Regions from separate parts of the Homo sapiens genome. Here region 1 is linked to region 2. The links are chromatin contacts, found by Hi-C or POLR2A ChIA-PET in ENCODE. All regions are on one chromosome and are shown on one strand. Each heading gives the region's core, a stretch centred on a gene start or an enhancer-like site at or near the end of the contact. The rest is flanking DNA. Distances are from core to core; before and after follow the strand shown. Region 1 overlaps NIBAN1 (niban apoptosis regulator 1). Region 2 overlaps NIBAN1 (niban apoptosis regulator 1).

Evidence for each region. A loop is a pair of places that touch in the nucleus more often than their neighbours do. ChIA-PET counts read pairs that join two places held with the same protein, here RNA polymerase II (POLR2A). Pooled maps may share reads with other maps.
Region 1: POLR2A ChIA-PET joins it to region 2 with 16 read pairs in RWPE1. The contact joins two enhancer-like sites. A Hi-C loop is called at or near these places in 1 of 168 maps with a recorded cell type or tissue (endothelial cell of umbilical vein), 1 of 37 single-sample maps with no recorded cell type and 8 of 50 pooled maps. POLR2A ChIA-PET finds 5 or more read pairs at or near these places in 7 of 52 experiments (AG04450, CD8-positive, alpha-beta memory T cell, RWPE1 and 4 more).

What each region holds. Positions count from the first base shown.
Region 1 is chr1:184,804,678-184,808,393 of GRCh38, forward strand. It overlaps NIBAN1 (niban apoptosis regulator 1), which reads right to left. Exons shown (of 14, transcript NM_052966.4): 10 at 3,397-3,558; 11 at 1,269-1,379. Among named protein-coding and RNA genes, the nearest start is that of EDEM3, 52 kb to the left of the region's middle. Within about 2 kb of position 1,535, at least 7 of the 41 ENCODE cell types and tissues checked have a DNase peak (open chromatin) inside an H3K27ac peak, as active enhancers do.
Region 2 is chr1:184,839,386-184,843,131 of GRCh38, forward strand. All of the region lies in intron 5 of NIBAN1 (niban apoptosis regulator 1), which reads right to left. Among named protein-coding and RNA genes, the nearest start is that of EDEM3, 86 kb to the left of the region's middle. Within about 2 kb of position 1,331, at least 2 of the 41 ENCODE cell types and tissues checked have a DNase peak (open chromatin) inside an H3K27ac peak, as active enhancers do.

The DNA of each region.
Region 1 (3,716 bases), core at 285-2,784, 35 kb before region 2:
CTGTACGCTAAAGCATTTGACACTGACACTATCTTTTTTTTTTTAGTTGCATTGCAATTTCATCATTATGTGTGTTATCATGAGCAATATTGGTGTTTTTTTTTTTGTTTTTTTGTTTTTTGTTTTTTGAGATAGAGTCTCACTCTGCCACCCAGAGCTGGAGTATAGTGGCACAATCTCCGCTCACTGCAAGCTCCACCTCCCAGGTTCACGCCATTCTCCTGTCTCAGCCTCCCGAGTAGCTAGGACTACAGGTGCCCACCACCACACCCGGCTAGTTTTTTGTATTTTTAGTAGAGACGGGGTTTCACCGTGTTAGCCAGGATGGTCTCGATCTCCTGACCTCGTGATCTGCCCGCCTCGGCCTCCCAAAGTGCTGGGATTACAGGCGTGAGCCACTGTGCCCGGCCCCAATATTGTTTTTAATATCAATGATTTAGTTGCTAGAGTTTCCTCTTGCCTGTGAGGCATCAAGATCAAGTCTGAAATTCAGAGACCACCCCTAGGCTCTGTGGGACTTTGATCTTCTGTTCCAAGGCAATGTTTAGGGGAACTAGAAGGCAGTAAAAAAAATTAGTGGACTAGGTGTATGATCGTTTATCCTTAAGCTCACCATTGATCAGCCTGTTGAGCTTAATTAAGTCACATTAGCTTTTACAGAATCAGTTCCTCATCTGTACAATGGGGGAATATTCTAGTTAATGCACAAGTTCTTGTGGGGATCAGGTAAGAGGCTTTAAAATATAACATATATGTGAAAGCTCCTATTATTAAAACTATTTTAATAAACACTCTGAAGTACATTTAAAACAATTTCATATGGTAGATTTCTTTTCTTTGGAGTATTTCCTTTGCCATGAGGTTCTGATTTTTCAAAATCAATAAATTATTCGCCAGTTTAATGGATTTTACTATATTGTAACCTCTTTGAAGAAAGAGGCTGTGCCTTGCCTACTTTTACATCCCATGCAGTGCTTATAGTGGACAGCTAATACGTGTTTGTCGAGTTGGATCTCTATGAAGGCTGGGACGCGGGGCCTGTAGCTGTGGGTAATGATGCTGAGGACCAGCAGTGGCCGCTAGATGGCAGAAGAGGCATGGAAGTCACACTGGAGAAACTGCAGCGGACTGACAGTCACTGGACTTGGGAGAGAAAGGAGTGGGGAAAGATTAGAGCCAAGGAGAGAACTTGGTATTTTCCACTTTACAAAAGAAACAGGGGTCACGTTCTCTTTTTATGCTTCCCACAAACAAGAGAACGGTTTTACCTTTAAGACTCGGAGTTTAACCTTCTCAATGGCAACTGCAGTTTTGGAGGCCTCTCCTTGGAGATGTGGGGAAAGCAACTGCTCAAAAGTGAACACTGCATTCTCCATTAGCTAGAAACCAGAAGCGACACAGAAACAGACAACAGTCAGGGGCTGGGATCACCACCCACAGGCCTGGCTAAGTGGGACTGCAGAGTAGGGGCCATCAGAGATGAGTCCCCTCGGCTGCTATTCGGTGGGGGTACCCAAGGCAACATCACCCCATCACCAGGGCTGTGAAACAAATGGTCACGTGGTCACAGTGGGAGCAGGAAGAAGTTGGAAAACCCAAGGCCATGGGACTGAGCAAGCATTCTGTCATCTCCCGTGGGCACTCCTATTCTTTGATACCTGCAGCCACTGATTAAGGGATGAGGCTGGAGCCTTCTTCAACTAGTTTTTGGTGGCACCTCCACTTTAAGTAGATGTAAACCGCTCCACAGCTTATCTCTCCCTCTCTCTGCAGGGCTGGGAAGAGAGGCAGGGTCAGGGATGGGTGGGGACAGTGGCTGACATGTTCATGGGTCAGAAAGCAGAAGTAGTTCAGGTATCTTATTCTCTGCACCTTTGCCTGTGTTCCCGTCACCAGGGTCCAGTATTACGAAAGAGACTTCTGCTAAACTGTTGCCCAATTTTGTTCCTCGTTCCTCTTTCATCCCTCACAACTCAAGGGTTAGTTAGCTAAAATGTATCACTTAATCCTGCCCATAACCTTTATGAAAAAAAAAGTTCTCCTTTCTTCCCCAAGCCCGTGGTCCCAAAGCATCCAATATATACCTTTTTTTTTTTTTTTTTTTTTGAGACACGGTTTCACTTTGTCATCCAGGCTGGAGTAGTGCAGTGGCACACTCTTGGTTCACTGCAACCTCTGCCTCCAGGGTTCAAGCGAGTCTCGTGCTTCAGCCTCCAAGTAGCTGGGACTACAGGTGTGCACCACCATGCCCAGCTAATTTTTTTGTATTTTTAGTAGAGATGGGGTTTCACCATGTTGGCCAGGCTGGTCTTAAACTCCTGACTTCAAGTGATCCACCCGCCTCGGTCTCCCAAAATGCTGGGATTACAGGCGTGAGCCACTGTGCCTGGCCACAATATATACCTTTATCATACCTTCAACATTGTAGTGAATTTATCTAAGAATTTGTCTCACTCAAGCTCCCTGAAGTGGGATCTGGTACAGTGTCCGGCCCACAGTAATCTCTCCTCAGAATATCTGTGTGAAATGGCATGGTGTCCTTTAGAGCTTTGGTGACCGTACCCCTTATTCATTTAGGAAACACTATAATACGGAAGGAGTTTGTGCTATTCATTCCTGTTACTGGGGAAAAGGTTCCTTATGAAAAAAAAAAAAAAGAAACCTGTCAAGTAGACTCAAGAAATTCAAATATGAAGCTGTGATTGATTGATTGGTTTACTCTTAATTACGTTAGGGAATTAATTTAAGCCAGTGGCTCTCAATCCTGGCTGCATATTAGAAACAGTAGGAATCAGGGTAGGGAAGTTCTATCAAAAAGTAGCCATATAGGCTGGGTGTGGTGGCTTATGCCTGTAATCCCAGCACTTTGGGAGGCCGAGGTGGGCAGTTCACTTGAGGTCAAGAGTTTGAGACCAGCCTGGCCAACACAGTAAAAACCCCATCTCTACTAAAAATACAAAAATTAGCCAGACATGGTGGCACATGCCTGTAGTCCCAGCTACTCAGGAAGTTGAGGCAAGACAATCACTTGAACCCGGGAGGCAAAGGTTGCATGCAGTGAGCCAAGATCATGCCACTGCACGCCAGCCTGGACATCAGTATTTCCCCCAGGTGATTCCAATGTGTAGCCAAGGTTACAGCACTGATTTGACAAATCAAGTAGTTATCAATTAATGCTACTTTATTTTTCTGAGCTATGTCTTGTCTATGATGTTCATCCACATGGATGGAAGATGAAGCCAGTGGAGGGACAGAACGTGTCCTCCCGCAACATGATGGCTAAAGAGACGCGACGTATTTCCCTGAGCTACACTAGCAGCTGGTCTCACTGGCCAGCACCCATTTCTCTGCTCTCTCTTTACCCTCATCCACCACGGATGCCCCTGCCACACCCACCTCCTGCATGTAGTTCTGTGTCCTCTGAACCACCAGATCAATGTGGGGGAATCTGAAGCGGCTCTTGAGATCCTGCAGGCGCTCGTGAAGCAGGTTGACTTTAGTATAACAAGGTTCCATCTTCACGGAATGCAGCGGAAGATTCATAAGCCGGTCTAGATGCTGCATTTTGGTGAAGGGAAACATTAAACACCCTCAGAATGAGGAGCGGTATTGCATATATATTGCATATTACATACATTCTAAGCAATCAAATGCAAGTTGTTAAAGTGAATCACTACTTGGATCCCTACATCTGTGACACCTTCAACTGTCTTATT
Region 2 (3,746 bases), core at 81-2,580:
TATAAGAAATAATATAGAGATACCCTATATACACCCTTCACTCGGGTTTCCCAAAAGGGAGCATCTTGCAACCCTATAGTACGATATACCACAACCATGAAATTGACATTGCTGCAGTCCAACATTTTTATTCAGATTTCACCAGTTTTACATGCATTCCTGTGTGTGTGTGTGTGTGTGCACGCGCGCGTGTGTGTGTGTGTTGTTCCATTTAATTTTTTTTTTTTGAGACGTAGTTTCACTCTTGTTGCCCAGGCTGGAGTGCAATGGCACGATCTTGGTTCACTGCAACCTCCACCTCCCGGGTTCAAGCGATTATCCTGCCTCAGTCTCCTGAGTAGCTGGGATTACAGGTGCCCACCACCACGCCCAGCTAATTTTTGTATTTTTTAGTATAGACGGGGTTTTGCCATATTGGCCAGGCTGGTCTCGAACTCCTGACCTCATGTGATCCACCCGCCTTGGCCTCCTAAAGCGCTGGGATTATAGGTGTGAGCCACCGAGCCTGGCCTGTTCCATTTAATTTTAAGGTTATTTTAAAAGAGACTTTTCTTCTCAAAGTTTAGAATAATATAATTCTAGAGTTTGATCATAGATTAGAGATCACTTAGTCCAAATCTTTCATTTTACAATTGAACAGACTGAGGGCCACATAGGGTGTGATATGGCATTACTAAAAATAAAGCAAAACAAAACTTCCCTGGAATTAACAATGAATGGTGCTCATTCTAATGAAATGGTAATAAAAGTTTTAATTTTTATTTTAAAACACATTTATACATGACCAACCTAAGCAAATGCTTATCACCATATCATAAATGATAATTCTTACGAGAACCAGCCCCATTACTTAGAAGAAATCAGTAAATTATCAGAGCTCCCTCAATTATATTTTATAAACTATAATACCAAAATATTAATCTACTGACCAAATCATATCTGTATTAGTGGACACAGCCCTATCAGAAGGAGAGGAGGAATATGTCAAGAATACATGTATACCCCATGGAGATCCAGGGACCCAAGGATGAGTTACAGTGGTGTTGGTCTAGTTGAAAGTATAAAAATATAAGAACTCACCCTGAGAATATAAAACACTTCTCAAACAAATGGAAGAATGGTGTTTCTAGTAAAGACATTGTTCTGAGATAAATTTTTGGCTGCAGAGAAAAATACTGCCTACCTTGTCCAGCTAAAGGCAGTCCATCTCTTGAATTCTTGACTTGTCAATAAATATTAAAAGACTATTTGTCAACAGCGAAAAGGAAGTGGTGACTACTAGAACAAGTGAAGACAGACTAACCTCATTTCCTTCAGATAGACATACTAGATTGGTAGATTAGAAGGCTGTCGGAGACATCCTGTACCTAGGCAACTATAACATCTTGCATGATTTTGATTGGCACAGTAAAGAAACTTAGACTGGCTGATGATGCAAATAGACACAATCAAATAGTTAAAACCACCCAAATCATGGGTGCTGGGTAAAGGGCTGAGGTTATTGACATCCTGGAGGGAAATCTCCAGGGCATTGCCTTAAAACATGTTCAATTACTTAGAAAAGAGTGTGAGTGTGTGTGTGTGTGTGTGTGTATGTGTATTATAGTTATTAAATTTTCTTTACCAACTACATATGAGACACTGAGTTAGGCTCTGAGGATACAAAGCTGAAAAAAATATGGCTTTTAACTTCAAGTTCCTCACAGTTTAGTGGATGACAGAACCAGGATCCAAAATGGGGTACAATACGGATAAATGAATCTTGCACTTAAGTCCAAAAACACATCCATATAAGTAAACAATATGTGCCTGATACATAGTAGGCATGAATAAAAAATTGGTGAATAAATTGAATGAATAAAGGTACGAAGTTTGAAGAAAAAAAACCCCAAACCCTGGGGTTTCATTTAGTTGCAAGCTCAGTGCAAGTCAGTCAGGGGTGTGATACAATTGTCCACAAAGCATGTAAGGTTGAGCCTCATAAATGCGAAATATAACAGGAACAAGAATGGTCACAGATGTATTCTGAGGTATGCTCCTCTGAGCTCATCATTCCATGGCTCTAGCTCATGCTGGATACCAGAATATTTTACAAACATTTTTTAAAATAAAGAAAAAAGTGGAGTACTTCTGAAGAAGACCAAGTGAATGAGGAATCTCACAGCCTTGGAAAGGAAAAACCTAGAAGAAAGAGATCTTTATCTATACGAAGATCTTCAATGGAACAGAGGGCTGGATTCGTTTCATGGAGATTCAGATACTAGAACCAGGGTTGTGTCATTTAGAGTGTGGCAGATTTTGACTCAATATAAGGAGCAAATTTCTAACATATGGGCTTATCTTAAAGTCAAATAGGCTCCAACAGGATGTCAAAATTTCCCCTAGAAAGGAAGTACTCCATCTGGGCTGAGTTACCTTGTAACAGGTGTACAGATTTGCTCAAATCTCTATTATATAGTCTCATGGCATCATGTGCCTCCCACCACTGTACTTACAGCAGTTATAATGTTACAGTTATTAGTGTAATCATGTGAGATATGTCTTTCCCCAAGACTGTAAACTCCAAAAGGATAGGGTGCTGCCATTCATATTCACCCCTGCATCCCTACTCCCTAGTACATAGTACTTATTAAGTGTTCAAAGAAGGAAAGAAAGGAGGGAACGTGGGAGGAGAAGAAAGAAAACCAGCACTAGAAGGGGTGCTGGTTTAAATCTCCTATAAAGTTCTTCTAAATTTGAAATTTCATGGTTACAAACAAACCCAGGTTGCAAATGATTCACATTGTCTTAACGATTGCCTTCCCTACTGTTGTAAAGAGATACTGAAGGGAACTGATGTACTCTACCCCAGTGCTTCTCAGATTTTGGTGAGCATCAACATCACCTAGCAGGCTTGCTAAAACAGATAGCTGGCCCCCACTCCCAGAGTTTCTGATTCAATAGGTCTGGGGCAGGGCCCAAGAATTTGCATTTCTAAGAAGCTCCCGAGGTGATGCTGATGCTACAGGTCCAGGAACACACTTTGAGAACCACTCCTCTACCCAGCATTAGGAGAGTGGTTCTCAAATCAGAATCACTTGTGGTAAGGCCGGGCATGGTGGCTCACGCCTGTAATCCCAGTACTTTGGGAGGCCGAGGCAGGCGGATTACCTGGGGTCAGGAGTTTGAGACCAGCCTGGCCAACATGGTGAAGCCCCGTCTCTACTAAAAATGAAAAATTAGCCGGGCGTGGTGGCGGGCGCCTGTAATCCTAGCTACTCTAGAAGCTGAGGCAGGAGAATCACTTGAACCCGGGAGGCGGAGGTTGCAGTGAGCCGAGATTGTGCCTTTGCACGATCGTGCCATTGCAGCCTGGGCGACAAAAGTGAAACTCTGTCTCAAAAAAAAAAAAAAAAAATCCATTCTTGGTTTTGCCATAGATATTCTGATTCAACAGACCTGGAATTGGATCCAGGAATCTGTATTTAAACAAGCTCTTCAGGTAATTCTGTTGCAGTTGATTTACACATCACGTTTGAGAAAAAAAAAATGACACAAAAGCAAAGGTGATAGTAGAAGACCATGGTTCTTGAATGCTTAGCGTCTTGATGACCTTGTTCCCTCCTTAGCAGGTTACAAAAGGTCTACTCTGTCAACTGCTCACCCACTTAACACAAATGAACCCTCGCATTTAGTCAAAGTGATGGTTAAAAATAGTACCACAATGAAGCTTTATCAAAAAATATGTGGATAAGGAATCAACACTT